Linked DNA regions of Homo sapiens: region 1 is linked to region 2. Evidence: read pairs that join two places in POLR2A ChIA-PET (ENCODE). Cell type or tissue: A673. All regions are shown on one strand.

What was found. Peaks named below come from ENCODE experiments on the same cell type or tissue, not always from the same donor. Only the 100,000 strongest peaks of a DNase experiment are listed, where the experiment ranks them.
Region 1: POLR2A ChIA-PET joins it to region 2 with 12 read pairs; 2 of 35 experiments call an interaction of 5 or more read pairs at or near these places.

What each region holds. Positions count from the first base shown.
Region 1 is chr17:48,726,506-48,731,505 of GRCh38, forward strand. It overlaps HOXB13 (homeobox B13), which reads right to left and starts at 2,245. Exons shown (of 2, transcript NM_006361.6): 1 at 1,488-2,245; 2 at 1-538. The coding sequence starts at 2,088. The coding sequence ends at 285. In A673, a CTCF peak has its summit at 2,414; DNase peaks (open chromatin) are centred at 2,266, 2,596, 3,036 and 3,386; H3K4me3 peaks cover 2,696 bases; H3K27ac peaks cover 3,969 bases.
Region 2 is chr17:48,967,605-48,972,604 of GRCh38, forward strand. It overlaps GIP (gastric inhibitory polypeptide), which reads right to left and starts at 992. Exons shown (of 6, transcript NM_004123.3): 1 at 913-992. In A673, no CTCF peak of the experiment used is centred here; DNase peaks (open chromatin) are centred at 2,857 and 4,954; H3K27ac peaks cover 429 bases.

The DNA.
Region 1 (5,000 bases), 240 kb before region 2:
ACTGGTTATCGTGATTATTGCCACTGTCAGGATGAATGATTATGACTGGGCCAGGTTCTTTGGGAACCCTGGTGGAGTGGGCTGTCACATGGGGTTCCGTCTCCCTGCACATACTGGGTACCCAGGCCGCTCCTGAGGAACAGTCCAGCAGCCAGTGGCCTGGGAAGGGTGTTGTCTCTAGGGGCCTCTCAGCAGAGTCCTTGGCCCCAGCCTGGGCTTGGCAGGTTCCTGGTCTCCCCAGGACACCCCCACTTTCGCTCCTCCCACCCAGGCAAGGAGATCTCTTAAGGGGTAGCGCTGTTCTTCACCTTGGCGAGAACCTTCTTCTCTTTGACCCGGCGGTTCTGAAACCAGATGGTAATCTGGCGCTCCGAGAGGCTGGTGGCTGCCGAGATCTTGCGCCTCTTGTCCTTGGTGATGAACTTGTTAGCCGCATACTCCCGCTCCAGCTCCCGCAACTGCCCCTTGCTGTACGGAATGCGTTTCTTGCGGCCGCGACGAAAGGCGCAGGCGTCAGGAGGGTGCTGCCCGCTGGAGTCTGCGCGGCGTGAAAGGGAGGGAGGAAAAGGCATGGTCAGATACCCACCCATGCAGACCCAGGCCTTGCAAGCCCCAAGCTAAGTCATCTCACAGGTGCACACAGGTCACCCTACAGGCGCACGTGCAATCCTGTTCCTCCAAAGCATACCAGGACAGCACCCTGGCTTCCGGCTTGTTCTCTCACCACCGCTCAGCCTTGGCTCCTGAAGGCCACCCTCACCCATCACTGCTCTCACACCCGCGAATCTGCAAACATACCCACACACCACACACAGTCAGGCCTTTGCCCACCATCACATACGTCCAGTCTTCATGCATTTCCAGACTCTTGGCCACTCTTTTAGATTCTACAGGCAAATTCTGGAAACACGTTTCTGCCCCCACTCCCAATACATGCGCATACACACACACACACACACATTAACCCATCCCAGTGCACACACATATGTCACGGCTGCAGGAAACCTAAATTTTTCTTTGGAAATTGGAAAACTCATCTAATAGAAAGTGAGAGGTTGTATTCTCTACAGTACATCCAATACCTTTTTACCCATCTCCCACACCCACTCCCCACGCACCGAATTGAGAGTTATTTAGCTTTTGTGTAGAATTAGTTTGGAATTGTGCTGGGTAGGGACACCCTGATCCCCACTCAACAGCAAAGAGATCTAAACCTCTCAGACATGTTGAAAGGCTGGTCCCAGGGCCTCCTGGAGAAGTGAGGTGGCCTTCAGGCTTCAGATAGCACCCAGCTCAGGCCCCTCACACTGACCTCCATCCAGGCCCTCCAGCTACTCAGACCTCCTTCAGAGTCCTAATAACCAAGGGAGGAGCACCAAGCTCATCCTCACCAGCTCCAAGTCTCCCTCCTCCTCCTCCCAGGGAAATGCCATTGGGACCCACAACCCCAGGCTCAGAGACAAGGGGACCCAGGGTAATAGAGGTACCTGCAAATGCTGCCTTCCAAAAGGGACCTGGTGGGTTCTGTTCTCCCTGGCAACACATCTGGCTGTTCCAGCCACCAGCGAGAGCCCAAGACTGGTAACTGTCCACAGGCAACAGGGAGTCATGTCGCGGTTCTCCAGGAGCACCCAGAGTCTGCACCACAGACACGTCCAGGTAACTGGCCATAGGCTGGTAGGTTCCCGGATATCCCGGATAGAAGGCAAACTCAGTGGGGCGGCTGGGGTACTCTTCCCCGGCCGTGGGAGTCTCCGCGGGGTACGCGGCCAGGGTGGCTGCCTGGGCACAGGGTTTCAGCGAGCTCCGGGACACTCGGCAGGAGTAGTACCCGCCTCCAAAGTAACCATAAGGCACGGGAGCTGGGGACGTCCCCTGGGGCACCCCAGGGCATGGGTGGCATTGCTTTGGCGGCTCCGCCGAGCCTGGCAGATCCAAGGGGGCATAGTTGACAGCAGGCATCAGCGTAGGCGCCGCTGGGTGGCTGGTCAGAGGGGAGTGGGCGACCAGATTCCGCCCCCCTCCCGCTCCCAGCAAGCCTTCGATATCCTTGGCTCCATCCAAGGTGGCATAATTGCCGGGCTCCATGGAGCCGAGGGTCGGCTCATGAGGTGCGGGGGCGGGGAATCTAGGGGGCACCCAGCTCGCTCTCCCCACCCAGGCCGGGGGAATCCAAAGCGTTTTAAATCGCTCCCAGCTCGCAAGTCGCCTGCATTCGCTCAGCACGGCCGTCTTGACGCAAGAGACGCAGGGGCCCGGGCACGCGCGCTGATTGGCTGCGGCCTGGGGGAGAGAAGCTAATAAAATCCTAAAGGCAGAAACTGCGAAAATACTTTACCCCAGCTTATTCTCTCTCTCTCTCTCTCTCTTTCTCTCTCTCTCTCTCTCTCTCTCTCTCTCTGTCTCTGTCTCTCTCTCTCGCTCTCTCGCTCTTTCTCTCCTCTCTCTCTTCTCCCTCTCTCTCTTCTTTTCCCTCTCCACTCCTCTCTCTCTCATTCCACTTAAAAACAACAAGAGAGAAAAGGAAGGAGGTGTCCTTTCGCTGCTTTCCAGTTTGCAGAGTCTCATTTACACGTCCGGGGGGAGGGGAGGCGTGGTGGGCGGAGGAAGAGGGGACGAGGAGCCGGGCCCCACCTCCTTCTCCTCCTCTCCCTCCCTAGCTTTCTGTCTCCTGCGCTTTGACAGGTTTAACGAGAGAATAAAAAGCTCTCTCTATAAAGTGTCCATCTCCTGGGGGGGAAGGGGAGTCGGGGGTGGGGCTGGGAGGCCGCTCCCGGCCTCAGAGGAGAACCCGGGAATGCGCCTGTGTAAGAGGAGGCTGGGAAATGGGGGTTAATAGGTATTTCTGGCAGCCCCTGGCTTTGGGTCCTGGGTACTAGCACCCCAGTTCATTCCCGGTACCCTTCCTGTCCCAGATGTCCTGGAATGAGCTGCTCCGGGCCCCAGGGAGGTGCCCTGGACGCCCCTTACCCAGGGACTCGCTACTGCCCAGAATGCTCTGGAGGCCCTGATTCGGGTGAGGCTGAGGGAAGAGGCGGGAGACACGAACGTAGACGTAGAAGACATGCGATCTGGATGGAACCCAGGACACTCCACTTCCGGACCTGAAGGGGAAATGGAGCCTCTAGAGTGGCCTGTGGAAGGGTCTGGATTTCCCTTTAAGTAAAGACATACGGAGGGACGGAGACCCACAGGACTTGAGGGAGGGACGGGGAGAGGGAGAGATGAGACTCAGGGACAGCAACACAAAGAGGGAAAGAGAGAAGCTGACAGAGCGGATGGGACAAAATCTTGTAAAATCCTGAAGTGTCAGTCAGAAAAGAGAAAGAAGAGAGGCACTTTCCCCCTTTTTTGGGATCTAAAGAAGTCTGAGGAAGCCAAGCCTGGCTGACTGCCAGAAACCAGCTGCGGGAGTTCTGGACCCCAAGAATACAGACGCCTGTGTGGAGATGCCAGTCTCCCTGCCCTGCAGTCCTCTCCCTATGGTCTGCAAGGGGCCCAGGAAACTGTCCCTGATACTGGCATACTCCCACACAAGCTGAGTACCCAGAAAGCCCAAGACCCCTATCTGCCTCCTGCAAGCTTTAAACTTCCTTACAAGGAAAAGGGAATGGAAGGGGAAACCCCAGCCACTGGCAGAATTGCTTGAGGCCCCTCTGTTGGGGCCTAATGTGCAGTGCAATTCAGAAGAATCAAACGGTTTGTTTCACAAATCTGTCTTTAGAGGTTTTCCGCTTCCTTTACTACCCCTCCCAAATCAAATCCTTCTGTCTGCTTTTTCTAGAACTCCCAGTTTTTCTGGAGAAGACAGGAATGTTTCCATTCTACACGAGGGTCTTGACAATTATATGGAATGGCTTACCCTAAACTCTGGGCAGACTCAATCATAGCCTCTCACCAACCTGACCTTGAACTTGAGCCACTTTGTGGGAAAGGGCCCACAGGCAGTAGTGTACATCACTCCTAATGAGCATTGCTATAATTGAAGACACCAAGCACGAAATCTTCACTAGATCGCATTTGAAAACAATATGGAAGAAAAGGGAGGAGATGTCTCTTCAGTGCTTTCCAGTTTCTCACCAGAGTTTCTTGCTTGTCTAATTATGAACTGCAGAAATATCCAGACTTTTACCTAAAGACTAAGAATTTTTCACCAATTTTTACTTGGTAGATGATAGATATGTAGGGCATGTCCACAGTTTTAGTTTCCACTAGGCAAACACCCACACATGCACATTTATTCATCCTTGTACAGTAGAGGCATTAATAGATCCCTAAATTTAAAAAATAATAATAGTCATAGTCATGCCCTATGACCCAGCAATTCCATTCCTGGGCATAAACCCAACAGAAATGAACCTTTATATCCATCAAAAGTCATGTACTAGTAGGTCCACAGCAGCTTTATCTGTAGTTGCTCAAAGCCACCCATGGCAGCGCACGCCTGTAATCCTAGCTACTAATCCTAGTGGAGGTGGGAAGATCGCTTGAGCCCCGGTGTTCAAGACTAGCCTGGGGCCAGGCACAGTGGCTCAGGTCTGTAATCCCAGCACTTTGGGAGGCCAAGGCAGGTGGATCACTTGAGGTCAGGAGTTCGAGACCAGACTGGCTAACATGGTGAAACTCTCTCTATACTAAAACTACAAAAAAAAAAAAAAAAAAAGCCAATTGTGGTGGTGGACACCTATAACCCCAGCTACTCAGGAGGCTGAGGCAGGAGAATCGCTTGAATTTGGAAGGCAGAGTTTGCAGTGAGCCGAGATCGTGCCACTGCACTCCAGCCTGGGTGACAGAGCAAGACTCCATCTCAAAAAAAAAAAAAAAAAAAAAAAAAAAAAAAAAAACCAGCCTGGGCAACAGGGGTAATAGGGATAATAGGGATACCCCATCTCATAATGAAATCAAAATATAGTAGCTCAAAACTAGAAACAACCCAAAAGTCTATCAGCAGTAGCATGAATAAAGAAAGCACAGTATAATTATACAATGAAGTACTACAC
Region 2 (5,000 bases):
ACCTGGGCCTCCCAAAGTGCTGGGATAACAGGCGTGAGCCATCGCGCCTTGCCAGTTTGGACCTTTTCTAAGAGCCTGGGGCAACACCATGGGGGAAGATGAGGGGTGCTGTGCACTGGAGTTAGTGACTAGAAGGGACATGGAATCTTACCAAAAGATGGACCAGGCTGGGTGCAGTGGCTCATGCCTGCAATCCCAGCACTTTGGGAGGCCCAGGTGGGCGGATCACTTGAGGTCAGGAGTTTGAGACCAGCCTGGCCAATATGGTGAAATCCTGTCTCTACATAAAAGACAAAGATTAGCCAGGTGTGGTGGTGCGCGCCTGTGATCCCAGCTATTCAGGAGGCTGAGGCATGAGAATCGCTTGAACCTGGGAGGAAGAGGTTGCAGTGAGCCGAGATTGCGCCAGTGCACTCCAGCCTGGGTGACAGAGCGAGACTCCATCTCTAAATAAATAAATAAAGGAAACATCAGCGCTACCTTCTCATTTCTCTTTCTCTTTTTTTGAGACAGGGTTTCGCTCTGTCACCCGGGTTGGAGTGCAGTGACACAATCGTGGCTCACTGCAGCCTCGACCTCCTGGGCTCAGGCAAACCTTTCACTTCACCCTCCCGAGTACCTAGAACCGCAGGCATGTACCACCATGCCCAGCTAATTTTTTAAATTATGTGTAGAGATCGAGTTTCCCTCCATTGCCCAGGCTGGTCTTGAACTCCTGTGCTCAAATGATCCTCCTACCTCGGCTCCCAAAGTATTGGGATTACAGGCATGAGGCACCGCACCTGACTATCTTCTCACATCTCATATAGAGGAAGAGAAAACTAAGATGCCAGGGCTGCTGAGCATCTCAGGGTTGCCAAGATCCATCTGCTCTCGGGTCATCTCATCCATCCCTGTCTCCACTTCTCTTACCAGACTTCCTTTCCAGCTCTTCCAGAAGAAGGACAGATAGGGGTCTCCTTCCCCTGATTTCTGGACCTTCTGAGCCTGCTGAAGAAATCATGCCCCAGCTCCTTTATATTAGGCATAGACCTGCTGATTAGCCTAAAAGCATCTTATCTCAAGAAATTAAGCCCACAGCTCCTGCCACATTAAGTCCATTTTACACATAATAGAGTTGCCCTTTCCACCTGAACTGTGCTAATTGGTGATTAACATTTGGCTATCTCCAGCTGCTGTCTGGGGCCTGCCTGTGGGTAGGGTACCCTAAGTACCCCCTTTTTTCTTCCTCCTCCTCCCTTCTGGGCACAGGGCCCACTACTATTCTTCTATGCCCTACTTCCTTTACAGTTGCCCTCAGTTAGAAGGGATACTTGTAGGCCAGGCGCGATGAATCACGTCTGTAATCCCAGCGCTTGGGAGGACGACACGGGCGGATCACCTGAGGTCAGGGGTTCGAGACCAGCCTGGCCAACATGGTGAAACCCAGTCTCTACTAAAAATACAAAAATTAGCTGGGCATGGTCGTGCACGGCTGTAATCCCAGCTACTTGGGAGGTTGAGGCAAGAGAATCACTTGAACCTGGGAGGCAGAAGTTACAGTGAGCCAAGATCGAGTTCACTGCACTCCAGCATGGGCAACAAAGAGAGACTCTCTCAAAAAAGAAAAAAAGAAAAGAAAAAAGAAAGGGGGCCGGGCGCAGTGACTCACGCCTGTAATCCCAGCACTTTGGGAGGCCGAGGCGGGTGGATCACGAGGTCACGAGATCGAGACCATCCTGGCTAACACAGTGAAACCCCGTCTGTACTAAAAACACAAAAAATTAGCCGGGCATGTTGGCAGGTGCCTGTAGTCCCAGCTACTCGGGAGGCTGAGGCAGGAGAATGGCGTGAACCCGGCAGGCGGAGGTTGCAGTGAGCCGAGATGGCGCCACTGCCTGCCAGCCTGGGCGACGGAGCGAGACTCCATCTCAAAACAAACAAACAAACAAAAAAAAAAAAAACAAACAAAAATTAGCCAGGCATGGTGGCACGTGCCTGTAGTCCCAGCTACTTGGGAGGCTGAGGCAGGAGAATCGCTTGAACCCAGACCTGGAGGCAGAGGTTGTAGTGAGCCAAGATCGTGCCACTGCACTCCAGCCTGGGTGACAAAACAAGACTCTGTCTCAAAAAATAAAAATAAAAATAAAAAAGGGTACTTGTAGTGAAGACAGACTTGGGGTAGGGTGGCACTAACTGGCAGGGGGACACTCCCACAAGGCAACAGGCTACTTCTGGGTGGGAGAGAGTAGGTCCACAGTCATCTGAATCCCAGCTCTGGACAGTGGCCTATGGCTTTGGTGATGTGGCAATGCCCCCATCACATTATCTAGAGAGGTGTCCCAAGGGCTCAATGTTGAGGGAATATGAAGGATCGGGGTTTCCTAGGGACAGCTGGATAAACTGAGAACATACATTCAAGCTGTCTTCCTGCTCAGGGGCAGGATAAAGCAGGAGAAAGAGACATGTTTGTACCTCAGGGGCTCACAGGAGGGTGGGGTAGTTACAACTTTATCTATAGAGATTTAGGAGCCCCTCTCCTCATATGTCCTACTGTCCTGTACAAGAGAAGTATGTCATCCTGTCTCTTCTATCAGAGTGAAGACCCTGGAGTTATGCTGTGCCTCTCTATTATACAGGAGCCACTCCAAGGCAGGGGCTTTCTGTCCCTGATCTGCCTGGGAGCTCTCTGAGAGGAGGAGGAGAGCTGGAGGCGATGTTCCCCCAGCACACTGAGGCTTTCTGAGGCTAAGGGCTGTGTCTCCCCCTCAGACTGGAGACTCCTTGGGATACTCCCTTTGCCTTTCTCCAAGTACTTAGCACATGGCTCTGTCCACAGGGGCTCTCAGTCTAGAAGGGGCAGGGCACAGATTGCATTTTTGGCAGACCTCCAAGGCGTTCTTTCCAGGCTCCTCCTCTGCCGCCGCCATGGGTACTTGGGACCATAAACAGCCAAGCTCATGCTCTGCCTATCAGCTCCAGGTCCTAATAAAGGCCACCTTCCTTTCCAGGTGAACACCCTAGCCTAGGAGCAGATCCAGCATGAAATTAAGTGTGCGTGTGGGATGAGAGGTACCTGGACTAGCAGGGTCACTTACCTCTGCCTCCTGGAAACCTCCTCTGCATACCCACCCATTCTCCACCATCTAGAAAAACTCCTCCCTTAGCAAGCTCTCCAAATTCCATCTCCCAGCTACCAATGGGCAGAGATTAGACGTCGATTCAGATTTGACCTCCAAGGGAGATGTGAGGGCTGCTTGTGATCTTGTTTTCTGCTGAGCAACACAGTTAATGAGCTCAGAAGGGCTTGTGTTCAAATCTGCCTCCTGCCTGGAGGCAACAGTATCCAAGAAAAGTGGACAACATTCCCTGGGAACCCTGAGTCTGGGGCCAAATTGGAGTCAAGGAAGGCTCTGTGATGGGCTCTAGCAGCCATGAGCCCCTGCCTTGTACTCTGTGGATTTGTTTTGGGGGTGGGCTGCTCTGAAGGCCAATGTACTTCATTTTGTTTATTAATTTAGAGACGGAGTCTCACTCTGTCTCCTAAGCTGGAGTGCAGTGACACGATCTCAGCTCACTGCAACCTCCACCTCCGGTTCAAACAATTCTCCCGCCTCAGCCTCCCGAGTAGCTGGGATTACAGGCAAGAACCACCATGCCCGACTAATTTTTGTACTTTTAGTAGAGATGGGGTTTCACCATGTTGGCCAGGCTGGTCTTGAGCTCCTGACTTCAAGTGATCCGCCCGCTTCGGCCTCACAAAGTGCTGGGATTACAGGCGTGAGCCACCGTGACTGGCCAAGCAAGTGTACTTTAAGTCCCCACCCCACCCCCTTCTCTGCAGCCTCATCCCCATTTCTCTTTGATCTTTGGCCCTCATGCCCTGCAGTGCACAGACAAGAGAGAATATGTCCTGGACCCTGTAGGCAGGGAAGAGCAGGGCAGGCAGGAACAGGGAATGTGGGGAGGGCCCCCAAGCCTAGAGCTCCTGCTCAAGTCTGCAAGTTCCACACTCCCCAGAAGCAGCAGAATATGCGAGGAGGGCCAGGGGAGATCAGAGATGAAGCCAAACTCCTAGGGGGTTCCACAGCTCCCCCAAAAGGCATATTGGGAGGCAGGAAATTGAAAAGATGACCCTGGGAAGTTTCTGAGGATTGGAAGAGCCTGCTGGACTTGATCAAAATCATTTAATAAATCCAACTGGCAGTTAAGCCAGCCTGTCCACACCATAAGGAGAAGCGCCCTGGTGTGCAGAGTTCTGTGCAGGTTTGGGGTTGGGGGTGGGGAGGAGGAGGCTCTGGAATTAGCAGAGCCTCCCTCTTCCCATTTCACTATGGAGAATTGCTAGCATGTGAGGGGTCAGAGAGGACACAGGGGATGGGGGTCAGGAGGACACCCCAACTAGCCCAACACCCACACAAGTTGAAAGAGTGTGTGGGGGCCCGGCACAGTGGCTCACGCCTGTAATCCCAGCACTTTGGGAGGCCGAGGAGGGCAGATCACAAGGTCAGGAGTTTGAGACCAGCCTGGCCAATAAGTGCCGATAGTCCCCACTACTTGGGAGGCTGAGGCAGAAGAATCACTTGAACCCAGGAGGCAGAAGTCGCAGTGAGCTGAGATCACTCCACTGCACTCCAGCCTGGGAGACAGAGCGAGACTCCATCCCCCGCCAAAAAAAAGAAAGAGTGTGTTGGGTTGGGTTGGGGGGTTTCTGAGGTGTTACAGGAGTTAGGTAATCAGGGGAGTGAGATTCAGAGAAGGGGTGATGGGCAGTGCCATCGCAAGAGAACCCTGGGTCCCATTTCCCAGCCCTTCCTGGGTTCTGACTGGGCCCTCAGGAATGAGAACTGTAACAGCAGAAGAGCATCTGGGGTTTGCTTGCTCTTCCAGTCCCCACTGGTGACTCACCGCCACCCCCACCACCATCCCCATCCCCCTCGCTGGCGCAGACATTCTGGCCCAGCTCTGCAGCCAGGTCAGGGTGACTCAGAGGGCTGGCTGCTGCCTCCCCGCCGTGGACC